Linked DNA regions of Mus musculus: region 2 is linked to region 1. The links are chromatin loops, found by intact Hi-C in ENCODE. Cell type or tissue: heart. All regions are shown on one strand. Links, peaks and the distances in the headings refer to the core of each region. The heading gives the core; the rest is flanking DNA.

Region 1 (10,936 bases), core at 1,893-9,892:
ATACAGAAGCAAGAGATCATGAACTTCATGCACAGTGGAGCAGACACAGATACACACAGACAGACACTCAGAATCTCTATTCCCTCTTTTCTGTCTCCACTGCCATAATATTCAAGTCTTCAACATTTCCTGGGCAGAGGTTGGCTGGCTGGCTGGTTGGTTGGTTGACTGATTGACTTACTGGTATCAGAATCACTTAGTGGGGAGTAACCACCCTGCAGCACACACCCCAAATGATTCTGATGCCAATAAATATGGGCCACAGACACTAACTCTCAGAACAAAATTACTTCCACTCTGCTAGGAGCCTGCCTCCCTCTCCAGTCTCATCTGCCCTGCCACCATTATAGTCAAACACCTTATTTTATGGTTCCCAGAAACCCTCAGGCCTGTCTCTGTATCTCATGACAGGCTGCCTTTCCCTTCTTCATCCTCTCTACTCAGTCTTCATCTTTCCAGCCTGGCCTTGCCTTTACCTCCATCACCTTGGAAGTCTTCCTCAGGTATAGCATCCGCTCCCACCCCATCAGTGTGTTTTGCCTCCTTGCCTTTCCACAGCACCTAGAACTTCAATCTGTACTCACTAATTATAAAGGTTTGTTTACCCATCCCTATCTGCCACCAAACTAAGCTCTTTGAAGTCAGGAATTTCACCTTAGCTTAATTTTGCAACCCCAGTGCTGTGCCTGATAAGATCTTCCATAAATGCTTGCTAAATAAATAAAATTACACAGTTTGACCCAGTGAGACCGAAGGCCAGTTTGGATTCTGGTCCTCTGGCATTGCTATCATGATGCAAATACAATCACTCTTTAAAGCTCAACTGGAACAGTAGTAAGTCCACAATAGCTACACTCCCTGTATCAGGTTGTTGTCATCATCTACATTCACTAACTACCCAACAGCAGAAACCAGTTCCTGAAATTCTACTCTTGAAACTAAACAAAGTGCTTAACTCTTTCCCCTCTAAAGCAAAAGGATACAATGTGACACTAGCTGCAACACTGTAAATTAAAACTGTGCCCTCAGTCCGACTAAGCAAACCACAACAGTTTAAACCATTAAAGCATGGGCTGGGCGGTGGTGGCCCACGCCTTTAATCCCAGCACTTAGGAGGCAGAGACAGGCGGATTTCTGAGTTCGAGGCCAGCCTGGTCTACAGAGTGAGATCCAGGACAGCCAGGGCTATACAGAGAAAAAACTGTCTCGAAAAAACAAACAAAAACAAAAACCATTAAAGCATGGAGTCTTTCAGCAGTATGTATCGGTCCATTACGAACAAGAGGAAAATGGAAAACAGCGAGGAACGATGAACCTTACAAATTGGAATACTTCAACATAACTGTCTGAGCTCCTTATTAAGCAATGGAGCAGAACAACTGTACTTCTAAATTAGCTCATCATATTCAAAGTGAAAATTCAAAAGAAGCCTTCCAGCACCCCTGCACAGAGCTCCTACTACCAGACTTAATTAAAATGCCTTCTATTCCTTTCCATCTTCATTCCTTCAGTATTTTCTGGGCATCTCTTCAGCTCAAGATACTGTGGAGACACTGATCATGTTGAACGAGACAGCTATCAGCCCTGCCCACCTAGAGCTCCTGTCCTAACACACCACCAGCAATTATTAAACTAACTACTGAATAGGACTGTGTTAGACACTTCACCAGAAGACGTACGTATTGAGAGTATATAAAACTGAATCCACCCCAGGCTTTCTTCTGTACTGGAAATCACCTCTTTCTTACTACAGAAACCTAATTACCTCTCTGTGTGCACCCCTCTCAGCAGCTACTATATGCAAGTGCCAGGTTTCCACGTGTAGCTCTCAAATGTACCTCTAGGAAAGATAGAAAAATTAAACTGGTTCAAAAGTAATTTTTTCCACCAGCTGGTATAGGAGTGTCATTTCTTTTCTCTGTATTTTTTTGCTCTGTTATAAAAGGTCACACCCGATTAAAACCTCTTTAAGTATTTTGATTGCATGCTTGGGGGTGGTGTCTTAATCCGTTATAAAGCATGTACTCTCTGAAGACCACACAATGAGAAGGCAATGAGAAAGAAAGGATCTCTGTGTGCAATTTCACGTGCCAACAAAACTGACCACACAGATTTTTCTTTCCCTTTGGATGCCTCTGTTTCATTCTTTTAAAATGAATGTGGTATGGCATCCAGCAGAGAGCCTTCTACTAGAATTTAAGGTTATACATTTGTGATTGATTTTGGATCCCGCCTCCAAAAAAAGCCTCACTGTAACTAGAATAACATCAACATTTTAGTGACTGCTGGGACGATTGCAAAACTGACCTTTGTTTTCCAGAACGATAGGAAACCGGTTGTCAAACACAGGAGCTGAGTCAGATAAGGAAGGGACAGCCACAGAAAACCACACCGAGATGTCCGATAAAATAAGACTTTTATCTAGCTGGGACTATAAACCTAGAGAAGACGGTGAGGAAAACTAGGCTCACTGAATAAAGCTGCCACTTTATAAAAACTTGCTCTAAAAGTCAAGACTCATTTTCGAAGAAAATATTTTGGCTGCCAATCTTTGCAGTGCAGCACAGATAACCAAGAGGGTGATGCAAACACACACAGGAGGTATCTGGGTTAACAGCCTTCTGACCCAAGCCACTAAGAAAGCTCTGCAATTTCTTCCTTCCCAGTTACAGTTTTAAGGTAAGTCACCACCTTAATTCAGAATAGTATGGTCCAACACTGCTTCAAAGAAGAATATCCTAGGGCCTTCTAAAGCCCCTGGGTTTTTTTTTTTCTATTTCAGTTAAACAAAATGAAGATTTTTCCCCCCAAAATATTAATTCATTGCACAAATGTTTCCTGGATGACTACTACCCACAGGACTAGCCTCATCATTTGGACATTCTATTCGGCACACACTAATTTCATAAAGGAACAGATTGCCCTCAAGAAAGGCTTACCAAAGATGAAACACCAAACCTCATTATTTCACATTAAGACACCTGGATGGCCAGTAGTTCCCTGGGGGGACTACTAAATCTGTATTTTGCAACCCCAGAATGCTGGAACCACCAGCATTTCTTGGGGGTTCATGCCGTGCCAGACTCTTTTCAACCCTTTCCAATATACTAAGCACAAGAGAAACTCACACTTAGGCTAAAGAGCCTAAAAGAGAGGCTGAGTAGGGTTTCAACGACTCGTCCAAAGCCAAAAGAAGAAACTTGACTTTGGCATCGCGTTTCTATGTACTCCAAAGCCCGCGCGCTCTTTGCACTATACAGTTTCTTCTAGTGCACAACGTCTTAACCTGCAGTGCCAGCGCTACGAGCCTCAGTGAAAGCCCTTTTCCAGGGGTAGGGTGGAGTGCATCTGCATTAAGGCCTGAAAAAGTCACTTCCCTCCCTTAGCATCCGCTAAAAGACCATCCAGATCTCTGAAGTTGTAAGCACTGAGAGGCATGTGAGAAGCTCATTCAAACGACGACCAAAAGAAGGGAACAACACCCTCTCTGGGAAAGGCTGAAAACCCGCCGCAGTGACAATTAATAAGGAAAAGGAGAGAAAGGAATTTCTTCACCCCACTCTCTAAGGAAAAGGCAGTCTCCCGCGGGGTGCCAAGACCGGGCGGCCGGCCTAGGATGCTCCCAAGCTTCCCGACCGCGACCTCCCGCCCCCAGAATCCCCTTCAACAACGCCCGCCGGCGCGCCACGCGGCAGGCGCAAGGTGACACGGACCGCGCCGGCCCCTCGCCGGCCAGGGCGCGGCCCGGGCGCGGGGGAGATGGGCGACCGCCTGCTCGCCTTCTCTACCTTGTACTTGTCAAAGCCCGACAGCTGCTCTGGGCTCACGTATTCGTAGCCAGCCATGACGACCCGAAAACTGAACGCCCACTCCGCAGCGGCAGCGACACTGCGCGACAGGGCAATGAAACAGGAGCAGCACACGGCGTTGTGCAGAGCTAGGAAAGCCTGGGCTGGTAAAGAAGGTAGAGGCGCGCTCCGCCCACCGCGCACGCGTAGCGCACCCAGTGCGCAAGCGCAGCCCCGCGGCTCCCGCGGGTAGGGACACCGCCCCTTACACGGCCCGCCCCCAGCACCGCCTCAATCCAATCGGCACGGGATGGCCATCGCCAAGTCCCGCCCCTCCTACCGTCTTCGTCGCTTCATTTGCCAGAGTCAAAATAGGTGAACTGAAGTAAGAGGAGGAGTGAAAGGTCAACTTCCCAGCAGCCTTTGCTCTTGTCTCTGCTATAGGAACCCCGAGTGATTGTGTGGGATGCTCGCATAATCTTGTGGCCCGGGTGAGTGTGTACGGGGGCGTTCGAGGGGAAGGGCGGAGGCAGGTGTGTGCCACAGCGGGCTGTGAGCGCCTGGAGCTTCGGGATCCTGAAATGATGATGTCGGGCGAACGGGAAACATCGAGTAATCCAAAGGGACTTGAAAATCAGTCCCTTCTGATCCATGATGCTTGTGAACCTTGGACTGCCTCGTCAAATTCCACTGGTTCAGCCGGTGCGAATTCCAATTGCTTAAGTCTCCTCGATTCCCCCATAAAACCATTGATCTCTCAATCTCGACGGGGCCCTGTGTTTACAAGGAGTGATTTTACAACTAGGGCCCAGTGCATTGTAGAAAGAACACGTCACCAGTGGTTAATATGTGTCTAATAATAGGAAATGTTTAATAATTGCTACTTTTTATTGCGTGCCTTACGTGCAGAGAATTTTGCATACATCATCGCCAACCCATTAACTTTGAGATGAGAGGCATTTGCCCCATTTCCCTTAGCACACAGTCCGGAGTTGTGTATTCTCCAGTACCAGCAAGAAATTCAAATTACAATGCCTATCCAGAAGCACTTATTTGGTTGGAAATGGTTAGCCCAATTAGAAATATAGCCCTATTAGAAACAGATTATCAGTGAGTCTAATAGTTCCCTTGTTCCCTGGAATGAGGGCAATTAATTTGAAATCTCCACTTAAGTTCCTTGGAGTCATTCACTTAACAAATTGCTGTCAGGACCTAAGATATGCTAAGCACAGTTTCCGGCTTTTTTGAGACAGGATCCCATACCAGCTCCTAGCTAGCCTGGAACTCACTATTCAGCCCAGACTAACCTCAGATTCATGACAATATTATCAATATCAAGTGTGAGCCACCACACCCACCTCTAAAATGTACAGTTCTTAATGAGATGATGCATATAAAGTGTCCATTAAACCAACATAAAATCTTTGCTATGTAGTTTTTCTAGTCAATATAAATATGACAAAAAGAATCTTGTCATCAATTTTTTTTTAATATGAGCCTTGCACCATTCCATCTGAAATACAAACCATACTTAAAATACTTTAACTACTTGTGGAAAAACATTTAAAAGTGACAGGATAGGGCTGGAGAGATGGCTCAGCCGTTAAGAGTAATGACTGCTCTTCTGGAGATCCTGAGTTCAACTCCCAGAGGTGGCTCACACCCATCTGTAGCTCCAGTTCCAGCGAATCTGATGCCCTCCTGTGGCCTTCAAGGACACTGCATGCACAGGATGCAGGCAAACACACACCCATACGTGTAAAATAAAAAGTAATTTTTTAAAAACTTACACAACTGCAAACTAATAACAGTACATGAGCTACACATTTATTATCCACTTTACATCGGCTCACAACCCCCCTCCCTCCTCTCTTCCCAGTCCCACCCACCCTTACCAGTCCCTTCCCCATTACCACCCTACCAGAGCTGAGTGTGGCTGTGGACCCCTACAATCCCAGCTTTCTGGAGAGCTGAGGTGTAAGAAGAATCACTGTAGCCAATGTTGACTTAAACTCATGATCCTCCTGCCCCAAAGGCAATCTAGGAAATATTTTTTTAAAGAACAATTTTGAATGTTTTAAAGGACTCTTGTTACCTTTAATTATGTGTGTGAGTATGTGCACGTAAGTATAGGTGCCTGAGGAGACCGGGGCCATCTCGTGTCCCTGGAGCTGGAGTTAGAGGCGGTTGTGAGCTTCAGGACGTGGGTGCTCAGGAGGAACCCTGGTCCTCTCTGCATAGCAGTCAGCACTCTTAACTACTGAGCCATCTCTCCAGCCCCACAGCTTTAAATTTTGTGACAGCGAGTAGTTGCGGTTCACTGCCTCTCCTGTGTGGATGGTTGTTAAAACTTAGAATCAATTATAAATCCTGAGATCTTAAACAGAAATAATACAGAACTTTGTCTGGCCTTTGTCATCTTATACTTGTTATCTGAGGGATCTTCAACAATTCAATTTCACTTTGCCCCAGTTTTTTTTTTTAATTAATAACATGTATTTGTGGGGGAGAGTGAGCATGGATGGATCAGAAGACAGTTTTCCACAGTTGATTTTCTCCTCCCAACTTGTGAGTTGTGGGGAATCTAACTTATGTTATCAGGCTTGGCACCAAAGTGCCTTTACCCTTTAAGCCATCTTGCCAGACCTTAAGGTCTCTTGTGGGAAGCCGCCCCCACATTCGCCGTTACAAGATGGCGCTGACAGCTGTGTTCTAAGTGGTAAACAAATAATCTGCGCATGTGCCAAGGGTAGTTCTCCACCCCATGTGCTCTGCCTTCCCCGTGACGACAACTCGGCCATGGGCTGCAGCCAATCAGGGAGTGATACGTCCTAGGCGAAGGATAACTCTCCTTAAGAGGGACGGGGTTTCGTTTTTGCTTTTGGGGGGCTCTTGCACTCTTGCTCCTGAAGATGTAAATAATAAAGTTTTTACCGCAGAAGATTCTGGTTTGTTGCGTTCTTCCTGGCCGGTCGCGTGAACGCGTGTAAGAGTTGGTGCCGAAATCCGGGAAGAAAGAACCCAGGACGAAAAAACCCAGGACAAGAAAACTCGGGACGGGAGTTAACCATCACCGGCGCAAGGAAGATCCCTCATTCCAGAACCAGAACTGCGGGTCATGGTAATGAAGTGTTCCCATAAAACAGACTGTTGAGAAGGATTCAACTGCATGAATTCAGAACTCTTCAGCTGGGGAACAGGGGTACCAGTGAGTACAGCTTTACAAGGTAAGTCTGGTCTTAAACTTTCTAACGAAATTCAAGACAGTCTATCAGAAGTAAAGTGGGAAATAGCTTTACAAGGTATGTTTGGCCTTGAACTTTTTCTAGTGTTAGGAGCCTTTTTGTTCTTTTTCACATGTTATCAAGTGATTAAGGTAGGGCTAAAAATTCTGGATGAAATTCAGGGCAATCTATCAGAAGTAAAGCGGGGAGAGAGAGTAGGAGCAAAGAGGAAATATGGTTCACAAAATAAGTATACAGGCCTTTCCAAGGGTCTTGAACCCGAGGAAAAGTTTAGGTCAGGTAAGAATACCTGGGGAGAGATTAGAAGGAAGGAAAAGAAAAAAGAAAAAAAAAAAGATCAATTAGCGGAGGTCTCTAGGAGAAGGAGCCTATACTCATCACTAGATGAGCTCAAGGAGCCAGCTCTTAGTAGCTCTGAAGCAGATGAAGAATTCTCCTCTGAAGAAACAGACTTGGAGGAGGAAGCAGCTCATTATGAGAGAAAAGGGTACCAGCCAGATAAAGTGCTAGCTAATCAGTTAAGGAAAAAGCCAAAAGCGGCTGGCGAAGGCCAGTTTGCTGCTTGGCCTCCGGGCAGTCGGCTTCAAGGTGCACTTCCGCCCTATGCGGAGCCCCCGCCCTGCGTAGTGCGTCAGCCCTGCGCAGAGAGGCAATGCGCAGACTCATTCATTCCCAGAGAGGAACAAAGGAAAATACAACAGCCATTTCCGGTCTTTGAAGGAGCCGAGGGTGGGCGTGTCCACGCTCCGGTAGAATATGTGCAGATTAAAGAGCTTGCCGAGTCGGTCCGTAAATATGGAACCAATGCTAATTTTACCTTGGTGCAGTTAGACAGGCTTGCCGACATGGCACTAACTCCTGCCGACTGGCAAACGATTGTAAAAGCCGCTCTCCCTAGTATGGGCAAATATATGGAATGGAGAGCTCTATGGCAAGAGGCTGCACAAGCGCAGGCCCGAGCAAACGCAGCTGCTTTGACTCCAGAGCAGAGAGATTGGACTTTTGACTTGTTAACGGGTCAGGGAGCTTATTCTGCTGATCAAACAAACTACCATTGGGGAGCTTATGCCCAAATTTCCTCCACGGCTATTAGGGCCTGGAAGGCGCTCTCCCGAGCAGGTGAAGCCACTGGACAACTAACAAAGATCGTCCAGGGACCTCAGGAGTCCTTCTCAGATTTTGTAGCCAGAATGACAGAGGCAGCAGAGCGTATTTTTGGAGATTCAGAGCAAGCCGCACCTCTGGTAGAACAGCTCATTTATGAGCAAGCCACAAAGGAGTGCCGAGCGGCCATAGCCCCAAGAAAGAACAAAGGCTTACAAGACTGGCTCAGGGTTTGTCGGGAGCTTGGGGGACCTCTCACCAATGCAGGCTTAGCGGCCGCCATCCTTCAATCCCAAAACCGCTCCATGGGCAGAAATGATCAGAGGACATGTTTTAACTGCGGAAAGCCTGGGCATCTTAAGAAAGATTGCAGAGCTCCAGATAAACAGGGAGGGACTCTCACTCTTTGCTCTAAGTGTGGCAAGGGTTATCATAGAGCCGACCAGTGTCGCTCTGTGAGGGATATAAAGGGCAGAATCCTTCCCCCACCTGATAATCAATCAGCTTATGTGCCAAAAAACGGGTCATCGGGCGCTCGGTCCCAGGGCCCTCAAAGATATGGGAACCGGTTTGTCAGGACCCAGGAAGCAGTCAGAGAGGCGACCCAGGAAGACCCACAAGGGTGGACCTGCGTGCCGCCTCCGACTTCCTATTAATGCTTCAAATGAGTATTCAGCCGGTGCCAGTGGAGCCTATACCATCCTTGCCCCCGGGAACCATGGGCCTTATTCTCGGCCGGGGTTCACTCACCTTGCAGGGCTTAGTAGTCCACCCTGGAGTTATGGATTGTCAACATTCCCCTGAAATACAGGTCCTGTGCTCAAGCCCTAAGGGCGTTTTTTCTATTAGTAAAGGAGATAGGATAGCTCAGCTGCTGCTCCTCCCTGATAATACCAGGGAGAAATTTGCAGGACCTGAGATAAAGAAAATGGGCTCCTCGGGAAATGATTCTGCCTATTTGGTTGTATCTTTGAATGATAGACCTAAGCTCCGCCTTAAGATCAACGGAAAAGAGTTTGAAGGCATCCTTGATACCGGAGCAGATAAAAGTATAATTTCTACACATTGGTGGCCCAAAGCATGGCCCACCACAGAGTCATCTCATTCATTACAGGGCCTAGGTTATCAATCATGTCCCACTATAAGCTCCATTGCCTTGACGTGGGAATCCTCTGAAGGGCAGCAAGGGAAATTCATACCTTATGTGCTCCCACTCCCGGTTAACCTCTGGGGAAGGGATATTATGCAGCATTTGGGCCTTATTTTGTCCAATGAAAACGCCCCATCGAGAGGGTATTCAGCTAAAGCAAAAAATATCATGGCAAAGATGGGTTATAAAGAAGGAAAAGGGTTAGGACATCAAGAACAGGGAAGGATAGAGCCCATCTCACCTAATGGAAACCAAGACAGACAGGGTCTGGGTTTTCCTTAGGGGCCATTGGGGCAGCACGACCCATACCATGGAAAACAGGGGATCCAGTGTGGGTTCCTCAATGGCCCCTATCCTCTGAAAAACTGGAAGCTGTGATTCAACTGGTAGAGGAACAATTAAAACTAGGCCATATTGAACCCTCTACCTCACCTTGGAATACTCCAATTTTTGTAATTAAGAAAAAGTCAGGAAAGTAGAGACTGCTCCATGACCTCAGAGCCATTAATGAGCAAATGAACTTATTTGGCCCGGTACAGAGGGGTCTCCCTGTACTTTCCGCCTTACCACGTGGCTGGAATTTAATTATTATAGATATTAAAGATTGTTTCTTTTCTATACCTTTGTGTCCAAGGGATAGGCCCAGATTTGCCTTTACCATCCCCTCTATTAATCACATGGAACCTGATAAGAGGTATCAATGGAAGGTCTTACCACAGGGAATGTCCAATAGTCCTACAATGTACCAACTTTATGTGCAAGAAGCTCTTTTGCCAGTGAGGGAACAATTCCCCTCTTTAATTTTGCTCCTTTACATGGATGACATCCTCCTGTGCCATAAAAACCTTACCATGCTACAAAAGGCATATCCTTTTCTACTTAAAACTTTAAGTCAGTGGGGTTTACAGATAGCCACAGAAAAAGTCCAAATTTCTGATACAGGACAATTCTTGGGCTCTGTGGTGTCCCCAGATAAGATTGTGCCCCAAAAGGTAGAGATAAGAAGAGATCACCTCCATACCTTAAATGATTTTCAAAAGCTGTTGGGAGATATTAATTGGCTCAGACCTTTTTTAAAGATTCCTTCCGCTGAGTTAAGGCCTTTGTTTGGTATTTTAGAAGGAGATCCTCATATCTCCTCCCCTAGGGCTCTTACTCTAGCTGCTAACCAGGCCTTACAAAAAGTGGAAAATGCCTTACAGAATGCACAATTACAACGTATTGAGGATTCGCAGCCTTTCAGTTTGTGTGTCTTTAAGACAGCACAATTGCCAACCGCAGTTTTGTGGCAGAATGGGCCATTGTTGTGGATCCATCCAAACGTATCCCCAGCTAAAATAATAGATTGGTATCCTGATGCAATTGCACAGCTTGCCCTTAAAGGCCTAAAAGCAGCAATCACCCACTTTGGGCGAAGTCCATATCTTTTAATTGTACCTTATACCGCTGCACAGGTTCAAACCTTGGCAGCCACATCTAATGATTGGGCAGTTTTAGTTACCTCCTTTTCAGGACAAATAGATAACCATTATCCAAAACATCCAATTTTACAGTTTGCCCAAAATCAATCTGTTGTGTTTCCACAAATAACAGTAAGAAACCCACTTAAAAATGGGATTGTGGTATATACTGATGGATCAAAAACTGGC
Region 2 (10,936 bases), core at 1,980-9,979, 76 kb after region 1:
GCTAGGGGGTGGTGTGCATGTACCACTGTGCCCAAATGGAGGTCACTGGACAACCTGTGGAAATTAAGAGCGCTCCTTCTACCAAGGGCTTCCATGATCAAAGTCAGGCCTTCTGGCTTGGTGGTAGGCATTTTTACCAATGCAGCCACCTCACTGACCTAATTTCTTAATTTTAAAAAATATACTTAAAAAGTAAGTAAGAAAAACTTACGATTTACGAATAATGGCTGTAGTGGCCAGCCTCCAAGCTGACCTCAGTATCTCTCTCTTGGTTTTGTAGTCTGGTGTGATTACCTCCCACACTGTACTGCTCTTTGTCAGAAGTGATGGCACTGCTTCGGAAATCAAACTATGAGAAATAATATTGCTGCTTCTATCTTAGTCTCTCAGATCACTACAAGGAACGCCAGCAGGCGAGCAGAGATGCCTGTCTGGATAGGTCTGTATACGGATGCTTCCTGCCAACAGCCATGTGACTGAGCTTGGAAGCTGATCCTCTGGTGTAGGAAACCCTTCAGATGACCACAGCCTGCCCGGCATGCTGATGACAAGCCCCTAAGGAACCCCAGTCAGAACAACCCAGAAAAGTAGCCCCAGATTCTTAACCCTCGGAAAGTGTATGACAGCTTACAAGCACATCTAAAGATATTACAATCTATAATATATGTAAGTACAGAATTTAAAGTAAATGAAGAAACGATGGCTTGACCAATAAATTTGCTGGGAAATTACTAACCACTTGGAAAAATAAGATTCATAGTTCATACTACAAGTTAAAAAATGCCATGTAAATAAAAATCTTAAAACATTAAAAAATATAAAAATACCAGAGTGGACCAAGATAGCACGTTCCTTTAATCCCAGTCCTGGGAGGCAGAGCCAGGCAGACCTCTATGATTTTGAGGTCAGCCTGATCTACACAGTAAGTTCTAACACAGCCAGAGCTACAGTGAGACTCTGTCTCAAAACAAACAAAAAATCAGAAACCATCTTTGTTTGTCTCTGTGTGTGTGCATATGTGTACAAGGAAGTAGAGGTTATAGGTCAATCACTTCTTCACCTTAGTTTTTGAGATAAGGTCTCTCATGAAACCTGGAATTTGTCAATAAATTGGCTAGTCTGGCTGAATAAAAATCCCTAGATCTCTTCTCTCTACTAGTGCTGGGATTACAATCCCAAAAAGCTACACACCAACTTTCTGTAAGACCCAGCTTCTGGGGACTCAGTTCTCATGCTTGCACAGCAAACACTTTACCTACCTAAGCTACCACCAACACCAGAGATTATCTCTTTATGAGCTTAGTTAGATGAGGAGGATCTAGAAGCCATAAACTAAGAGTTAACAGAACTGATTAATAAAACATTTTAAACATACACACAACAAAAAAATACTAAAATTGAGTTCAAAAGCAAAGAATTCATTTAGAGGTGCCTGGCAGTGGTGGCGCACACCAGCTCTCAGTAGACAGAGGCAGGTGGATCTCTATGAGTTCAAGGCCAGCCTAAGTCTACAGAGTAAATTCCAGGATAGCCAGGGGTACACAGAGAAACCCTGTCTTGAAAAACAAACAAAAATAAATTTAGAGAAAATTACCTGTAACATATAAAGCAAAAAGGAGTTAATATAATCCACAAAGAGCTTGTCTCAAGTTCAAAGGGGACAATCTGTGCCGGAATCTCTTATTTTGCTCTGGCACGCATTTCTCCACTATTAGTTGTCAGTGAGGGTTACACGGATGGAATCCAGGCCAACTCCAGCATTTAACCAATCAGAGTTCATTGCTGCAGAGATTAAAGGTTCACGTGACCAAGGCCTACAACCACCTTGGCTTGACCATGGGTACAGATGTAGGGATGATGCAGTCAAGTCCAGTATTCAAGGTTTAGAGTTCCACAGTTCTAAAACACGAATCTTTCCTTTCACAAACATTAACAATACTACCAAGAACAAAGCTGGCAGTAAAAGAAGACAGTACTAAAAGTTTTATGAAAAAATAAAATAAAAACAATAGCCCTGGTCAGATTCTATCTGAAACCCACCCCCATTGATGGTGCGGAAGTTAATAAATCCCTAATCTACTTGAATTTTCTATGATTTGCAACTAACAGGTTCCTGCCTGATATGCAGATCAGAAGCAAAAATGAGGAAATTAGTAGCTCTCATAAGCAATTAGATCCCCAGGGCTTAGAGTACAGCTCAGTGGCAGGGCATTTTTCCATCATGTACCCTGAGTTTGATCCCCAGAATCAATCAAACTAAAATATCCACACTAACAAAAAAATCTTTAAATACTTCTATTTACATGTTACTTGGAGGCAAGGTCTGGCTCTGAACCCTAGGCTGGCCTAAAACTCATCATCTTCCTGGGTTACTTAGTCCTCTAGGTGCCTGTGCTACCCATCAAACTACAAACAGTCGGGGTTTTCTTATTTTAGACAGGGCTTAAGTGTGGCAGCCTTGGTTAGGCTGGTACTTACTATTTAACCCAGGATGGCCTTGAACCTATGGCCTATCATTCTGCGTGCTAGGATTACAGACCTGGCTCCAGATTGTGAATTCTGAATCTTAAATTTCCTCTAATTGGTTTCTATAGGAATACTTGAAATGCTCATTATAGAACTATTTATAGTTGGGACTAACATAAATGCAGATCAGTAGAAATAGTTGATCTGTATCATAAATATATCTTGAATATTCAGGAGTTTGGGAGAAAATAAAACAAGATATGCATGTTTATACTGACATCCATAATGCATATTAAATAAAAATGCAAAAACTAAAGGCTTACTACAAGACTGTACACCAGGTGATACACACTAGGCAGCACATACCATAATGGTACACGCCTTTAATCTAAGCACTTAAGAGGCAGAGGCAGGCAGATCTCTATAAGTGTGGGACCAGCCTGAATTAGCCAGTTCTAGGACAGCCAGAGGGACATAATACAGAGACCCAGACTAAAAAAGCCGAAACAAAAACAAAACAAATAAAAAACTATACTACTGTATTGGAAGGCTGGCCTTTGTTGTCATTTACAAAGCTTCAGAAATACAGAAATTTTAACAGAAAAGTATTCAAAACATGTCAATACTTGGGTAGTTTAGGCTTAGGTAGCACAGAGGCACATGGGAAGACAAAAGAGAAAGAAGGGTAGGTGAAGAATATAAAAGCAAGATGGGGTGACTTGACAGTTACTACAACATCAAAGAACAGACTCCAAGTGCAAATCAGAGCCTCCCTCACTGCAGCTGTAGGACCCGAAGCAAGTTGCTTAACGTTTCTGTTTCTGGCCCTTTAGTAAAATGTACACAGTTTTAGAGTTGTTGAGATAATTAAATAGACACCTAAATACAGGTATGTTGCCTTTTATCTAGAAAGGTTTATTTATGTGTTTTCTATTATTAGTGGGTGAAGATATAAATATACTTAGTTCTCCTCTAAGCCTTTGCACTAACGTGCTAATTATCAAACAACAACAAAAAAACCTTTGTACTTGATAGATCTCATAATTTCACCGAGAATGCAGGAAACCAAAAAAAAAAAAAAAAAAAAAAAAGGCACTTTAAATCAAGCATTAGCAAAATATAACCCAAAACCCTCAATAAAAGTGTTTTTCTTTCACATGATTTCTTGTTTTTTGGGGTCGTTCCCCCTCCCTCCACCCCCCACCCCCCAATTTTGAAGGGCTAACTGTGAAGCCAGGGCCCATATGAACAAGATCTCTACCAGCTCTGGTTTTTACACCTTCAAAGAGTTGCAACGTGTATGTGTGTGAATGGTTCCGTTTTTGTCAGTTCCATCTCTAGTTTAGGAAAAATGATAAAAAGCTGCAGGCAACACAAAACAAGTATGTAACAGAGCACAGGGTGGGCTCACAAAACAAACTATTTTCTGTGTGGCTCTTTACAAAAAAAGGATATGAAATAGGTGTAGTGGAAGGCGTGGTATGGGAAAAGGGTTCCTTTTTTGCAATTTACTCCGAAGTGGTCATTTAGTACCAGCTTAAAGTGTTCTTGGTGGTGGAAGACTTAGTTTGACTAGAGCTTTAAAACAGGACGCTCCTTTCTTTCTAGAATCATTTTAGCCATTTCTTTCCTGTGTGGCAGAATAATCAATTAACTAGCAAGTGCCACTTCTGTTTGAATCCTGGCTTGCCACAGAGAAGGTATTATAATCTTTCTGAGCCTGTCAAGTCACCGAAAGTGCAAATGAAACGTGGGGTTTGTGCGTATTAAACAAAATGGTGCACACACCGGAAGCTGACTTTACTTTCTTTTGAAAACAATCAGTTTATTTCAGGGCTCATCTTTCCAGCACCAAAACAAACAACTCACACCCTGGCGCCCAGAAGAGCTGAACTCTCAATTAAAAGTAGACTTAGGTTCTAGACTAATTCTACCACCTGTGGCGCAGTCTCAGTCACTAGCTACGGCTACTTCACAGAAAAAAGAGTGAGGGGTGGCAGGTTTGCCCAGATGTTTGCTGGGTTAGAAAATGTCCGTGAACCCTGGATCACCAAGCAGACTGGAGGACTGTCTTGGCTGCTTTCACCCCCGAGACCCGCACTTAACGACGCGTTCTCAATCTCTACAGCCGCCAGACTGCCTAGACAGGTCAACAACAGGGGAAACGACACCGCTCTGACACAGCCCAGCGTTTCACACACACGCAATCCATTCGTAAACCTGAAGTGACAAATGCAGACAGAAGACACCGCTGCCGCGAGCTACGCGAGAACGCGACCACCGCCCGCCCTGAGGCGGTTCGCACTGGAGGCCTGGACCAGCCTGTCCCGCTCTTGGGACTTCGACCCTCACAGCAAAGGGAAGCGGCCGCGGGCATCGACGAGAAGAGTCGGGAGCAAAGTGGCACCTGCCTGTGGGGAAATCAGAAGAAAACCGAGAAGCGCGCTGCCGCACCTTAGAGTCCGCGAAAACTGCCGCTGCCAACAAGGTCAAGTCCAGACTGACAAACGTCCGCCCACGCCGAGGGGCGGCTCCCGCTCCGCAAGGACCCCCTCTCGCCCCGCCCGCCATCACCGCGGCATTTACGGGCTGCCCGCTGAACGCCTGAGCAGAAAGTCAGACACTCCGCCCTCTCCTCGGAGGTCCTTAGTCTCACCTTCAGAGAAATCATCCTTTCGGCTCGCTTAGTTGAGAGCAAGAGGTAGGGCGACAGGACGGGTGGCAACTCAGAGTCTGCGTTTTAGTAAGGCGGCACTTAGGACACCCTGCCGGACAGGCTCAGAAAAGAAAAGCCCTCGGCTCCATTGCCCCCCACTAGAAGAGCTTTCGTCCTCTTCTGCTCAAGATGGTGGCGTCCCGGGCGATTGGCAGTCTCAGTCGCTTCTCTGCCTTCAGGATCCTACGCTCCAGAGGTGAGCCTGGAGAGGGCTCGGGAGAGTCTCGGAGTGCCTTCAGGAACTGGGGCGGCGGGGAGCAGCGTTTGCCTCTCACTGTCTGCCTCCCACCCCTTTCCCGGGACCCGTGGAAATGGGGCTACTGTTCCGAGACCCTATTTCCTGTGTCCTTGTAAAGGAACTGTCACACCCTCTCTCGCCCTGCTCCGGCAGTGTCAGGCTCTCCCCTAACTTTCCTGAGTCTTTTCCACTTAGTCTGGCAGTTTGCGCAGGTCTCTGCTGTAGCCCTGAGCTCACGCCCCTCTTGTCTCCCTTAATGTTTGTCTTGGCCCTGACACCGCTAAGTTCGGAGGACTAAGTAAGACCTGTCACATTTTTGAGGCTCTACTACATGTTAGTCGCCATAAGAGATATCTATCAGCCTTCTCGGTGACATTGACTACTAGCCTTACAGATCAATGCCACTCCTTGATCTTTTCCGTCAAAACCATTTTTCCCCCCCAGAGAACTCAGCTCTCCCACTTCAGTAATCTTAGTTTGAATGTATAGAAGGTTGAAACTGGAGGTTCTCCGACTTAGGCAAAGAAATTTTGATGAGGAAAAAAATTTTTGATCACTTAGAAACTATTTCTAATCTCATTTCTGTCGATTCCCAGTCAGGCTCCAGGAACTGCATTCCTTTTCAAGCTGGCAGTGAAAGGGTTAAAGGGGTGTTGTTAGAAAACAGCCTTTTCCCAGACATCCCAAATCTGTAAGGGCAAATGTAACTTCATTGTGTATCATACTTGATACTAGTTACTTCCCAGACTTTAGTTTGTAACGTGAATTCACTTTAATTTTCCTCACAAAAAAAAAGGGATGCGTGTAGAATTTACTTCTCTTACCCTCCCCTGGCATTTAATTGATTGAATCTTTTTCTACTTTTTTAAAAACCTCCATAGATCGATTATGTGTAAATAGCCAAAATTGCTACCCACCAAAAAAAAAAAAAAAAAAAATTAAAAAAAAAAAAAAAGTGAAGTGGACTGGGTGCTAATTCACCTTTAATATTAGGTGGGTCTTTGTGTTCCTGTCTGGTCTACATAGTTCCAGGCCAGTCAGGGCTACACAGTGAGACCCTGTCTTTTAAAAAAAAGAAAAGAGCCGGGCATGGTGGCACACGCCTTTAATCCCAGCACTTGGGAGGCAGAGGCAGGTGGATTTCTAAGTTCAGGGCCAGCCTGGTCTACAGAGTGAGTTCCAGGACAGCCAGGGCTATACAGAGAAACCCTGTCTCGGAAAAACCAAAAAAGAAAGAAAGAAAGATCCATCGATCTCTATGTCTCCTGTTTGCACTTGGTTGTGTTTCCTTTTCCACATTTATAACAGTTTTAGGGGAAAAAAGGCACCTATGGTCCTGTATTTGATGTAAGGTACTTTCATGAATTGGCAGCCAGGTTAGCACTGGAGTGGTGATTGGGTCACATGTTCTCTTGTCACTAGCTAGCTGTTGACTTTGCCCTTTCATCTAAATGGGCTTTCTTTTCCCATCTGTGAAATGAATGAGAGTGATTTTTTTTCTTTGACAGGAGAAGTAGTATGATGGAGCAATTAAAAGCATTAAATACGGACTCTGTCATCTGGCTTGAATCTACAGTTTACCTTCTAGTGACCTTGGGAATTAATTTCAGTATCTTTATCATTGGTAAAATGGAGTCAATCATGTTAAATCTAAAGAAGTTATATTAGGTATAACACATAGGCATACATTCTCAATAAATGTTATTAGTTTTTTATCCCTTAGAAGCAATGACTATATATAGCTGAGAACTTGTAATCTATCCATTTTACATAGGTAATAAAAAGCTAACAGCTAAATTTTCCTATACTTCTACATAGAAACATATCTAAATATATAAGTTGTATTTTTTTTTTCATTAAGAAAATGTAGTCTAGAGCTGGAGAGAGGTTAAGAGCGCTGACTGCTCTTCCCAAGGTCCTGAGTTCAAATCCCAGCAACCACATGGTGGCTCACAACCACTCGTAATGAGATCTGATGCCCTCTTCTGGAGTGTCTGAAGACAGCTACAGTGTACTTACGTATAATAAATAAATCTTTAAAGAAAAAAAAAAAAAGAAAAGAAAATGTAGTCTATTATAGCTACAGATTATTTTAATACCAGCTTATGCACTTTGAAAAAATATGCAGGAAAGTCTATTTAAAATTAGCTGTACACCTGATTTACTATTTAGAGTCTAGACTCAGCAGGTCTGTCCTTGACCCTGAGAGTGTGTGGAGGCATTGCCAAATGCTTAATGAACTATGGCACTTACTGTGAAAGAGATCTTGTACAATACTGTTATTCTAACATGACTATCAAAAAAGTCATAAGTTGATCTTAATATCCATTTAATTCCTACTTTTCCTAATTCCTAAGTATGTAAGTGGTAAAACAATTTTACAAGAAGTGAACGGCAATTAGTAGTTATTTTTAAATCTGACTCTCACTTCTTGTCCCAGGGTTGAATTTTGAAAAAGCTATAAATTTCTATAAACTAAAGTAACGTTTCCAGTTTTCAAAGTTGTGCAGCACAATCCAACCCTTCCCACTGACTATAGTTGTATATGACCTTGTAGATATTTTCTTGAGTTACACATGAAGATGATTAGAAAGTAGGGCAAAGGTTTTGCATTTGCTGGCACTGAAAATGTAGGCTAAAGTTCACACCGCGTCTGTATAGTAAGCTTTGTTGTTAGGGTAAGGCTGGATTCCAGAAGCAGTTACCTTGTACTTTGGCTTGATTAAATTGATAGTCGTTAAGATTTTTTTTAAATGTTTGTTCATTTACTGCTCTTTCTCTTTGCTTTTTGTCTCTGTTGGTTTAGAGTATGTTTTGTGTAAGTGTGTGGGAGTGTGTTTACCACAAAGAGAAGTTAGTCGGCTGGAATTAAAATGGCTTAACAATAGGCTAATGAGCACCAGCTCTTTTTTTATTACTATTATTTGTTTGCTTGCTTATTGAGACAAGATCTCAATAGATCTGGCTAGCCTGGAACTCCTAGGGGTCTGCCTCCCTCTGCCCTCAGAGGTGTGTGTCCACACCCCACTTTGCATCTTCAACCTTTAAAGAACAAATATTTGATTTTTAAGATAATAACTCTGCCCTGAGGAATACAAATACTTGTGAATTGGGCATTCCATTAAGACAGGAAGATTACAAGTTCTAGCTAGCCTGGGCTGGCTAAGAGTACCTCACCTGGAAAAAAGTTGCAACCATGTTGCTTTTGAAGGTTGTTTTTTTGTTGTTTGTTTGTTTGGTTAGGTGGGTTGGTTGGTTTGGTTGGTTTGTTATTTGTTTCAGCATTTGTATTCTATCACTTACATACTTACTTTGCTAGGCTTCTGTCTGTCTTTGTACCTCACCCCTTCCTACTTGGACTCTAGCAGTCAGTCCATTCCTACTTCGGGATACTTTACTCTTTCCTAGGTAGATTCCCCATCCCATGCTGCTTTCCCACTAGACTTTGTACTTTACAATTGAATTTTCAGAACTGGGTATTGAACCTAGGTCCGTGTGTGTGGTGGGCAAACAGTCTACACTGAGCTATTTTCAAATATTCACCTGTGTCCCCCGAACAGGAGCTGATTCAGTGCCATGTCCTCAGCACATGCCCTGGAGCAGCCCTGGGATGCAAGCTCCACCAAGAAAGGGGGCCCTGCACATTTTGTTGATGATCAGAACTGAAAGGTTTTTTTTTTTTTTAAGATTTATTTATTTTATTTTTATAGATATGTATATACATACATACATTCATGTATATATGTGCATGTGTGTGTGTGTGTGTGTGTGTGTGTGTGTGTGAGTACACTGTAGATGTTTACAGACACACCAGAAGAGAGCATCAGATCCCTTTACAGATGGTTGTGAGCCACCATGTGGTTCTAGGAATTGAACTCATGACCTCTGGAAGAGCAGTCAGTACTCTTAATGGTTGAGCAGTCTCTCCAGCCCCAAGAACTGAAGTTTTAGTATTAAGAAATAAGTAATTAGTTAGTTGATACTATTTTTAGGGCAGTGGTTCTCAACCTTCTTTAACACAGTTTTATATGTTGTGGTGACCCCCAACTATAAAATTATTTCATTGCTACTTCATAACTAATTTTGCTATTGTTGGGAATCATAATGTAAATACCTGCTGATATACATACAGCACATCTGATATGTGATCCCAAAGGGGTCAAGACACCCAGGTTGAGAACCAATGCTTTAAGGCATCTGCCATTTCTGAGTACAGATGTTTGCATGTGTAACTCTTAATCAAGAAAGTGACATTTGTCTTTTTTTTTTTTTTTTTCTGGAACTAAGGAAAGGGACAACTTTCCTAGAATAGTCAGGCAAATTTAGGACTCAGTGATCAGGAGAAGGGAGTGAAGAATTAGAGAGGAGCATAGACAGGCGGTTTGAGGTGAACATGAGTATAGATGAAGGAGAAAAAGAGGGTGTTCTGAAGAACCCTAAAAGCTGCATTTAGGGGATGTTGCCTCAGAGCTACTCCAGAACAACCTGCTTATCACCTAAAGCTTGCTTAGAGCAGGGTAGACACAAGCCTTTAGGATGGAGGGGCTATAGAACAACGCCTCAAACAAATTTAATGTTTGTCCAAAATTCCCCTTAGATTCCCTGTCTTCTACCTAGAATCTAGCTGGAAAGACCCTGCACTGGGCCACTCTTGTGTGCTTGCACGCAGAGGATCCAGTCCTCGTCACTGTTAGAGAAAAGCCCAGTCCTGAATTAGAACTGACTGCTGCGTGTGGGAGGGGTCATGACACTGATGTGACTGACATGAGAAAGGCAGGTCTAAGATTCCCCAAAGTGCAGTTAATTAGAACTCTGGACAGGATAATCCTTAGCAGCAAAACAGTAGATTTCCCATACTCTGAGGAGGGAGTATGGGAATTATATACTAAGCCAGACAGAGTTATTCACAGCCAACCAATACAGCTGGCCTTCCTCAAAAATTATTTTGAAATAAAATACCTAGTGTCAGTTAGGAGATAGTCTTAGGGACTAGATGTAACTCAGTGGTAGAGCACTTCTCTAGCTTATATCTTTGGGTTTAGTAACCCTCAGCACTAAGCCTTGATAGGTACTCTCTTAATCACGGCAGACAGATGAATAGCTTTGAGTTCAAGGCCAGCCTCATCTACATAACAAGTTCTTCTAGACCAGCTAAGACTTTATAGTGGCCAAACAAAACTCTTAGCAGTTGGGAGGTTAAGGTAGGAAAATCATGAAACCAAGAATTCAAGGTCATACTGGGCTGTGTGTGTATGTGTGTGTGTTTATTTCCAACCTAGCCTGGGCTACACGGTGAAACCCTATCTCAAATAAAGACCAAACCAAAACAACAATAACAAAAAACAGATTGCCCGGGCTCTGAACCTATGATCTTTTGAGTCTCATTGCCTCCCAAATGCTAAGGAATGATAGCATGTGGACCATCTTGTGAGTCCGGCTACTGTCTTAATGGCTGCTTTTCCTGTAGTGTTGGGGCTGCTTGCCAAAGGCATCCAGTGAGCAAAGTAATAATTAGA

What was found. Peaks named below come from ENCODE experiments on the same cell type or tissue, not always from the same donor. Only the 100,000 strongest peaks of a DNase experiment are listed, where the experiment ranks them.
Region 2: it touches region 1 in a loop (2.4-fold over the local background); 4 of 42 quality-filtered maps call a loop at or near these places.

Annotation. Positions count from the first base shown.
Region 1 is chr5:30,225,668-30,236,603 of GRCm38, reverse strand. Selenoi (selenoprotein I) reads right to left here and starts at 4,023. Exons shown (of 10, transcript NM_027652.3): 1 at 3,789-4,023. The coding sequence starts at 3,845. In heart, for the core only: CTCF peaks have their summits at 3,971 and 5,500 (motif pointing left); a DNase peak (open chromatin) is centred at 4,083; H3K4me3 peaks cover 2,870 bases; H3K27ac peaks cover 1,921 bases.
Region 2 is chr5:30,149,324-30,160,259 of GRCm38, reverse strand. It overlaps Hadha (hydroxyacyl-CoA dehydrogenase trifunctional multienzyme complex subunit alpha), which reads left to right and starts at 5,280. Exons shown (of 20, transcript NM_178878.3): 1 at 5,280-5,378. The coding sequence starts at 5,312. It overlaps Hadhb (hydroxyacyl-CoA dehydrogenase trifunctional multienzyme complex subunit beta), which reads right to left and starts at 5,007. Exons shown (of 16, transcript NM_145558.2): 1 at 4,921-5,007. In heart, for the core only: CTCF peaks have their summits at 4,427, 5,240 and 7,416 (motif pointing left); DNase peaks (open chromatin) are centred at 5,019 and 5,259; H3K4me3 peaks cover 2,734 bases; H3K27ac peaks cover 2,023 bases.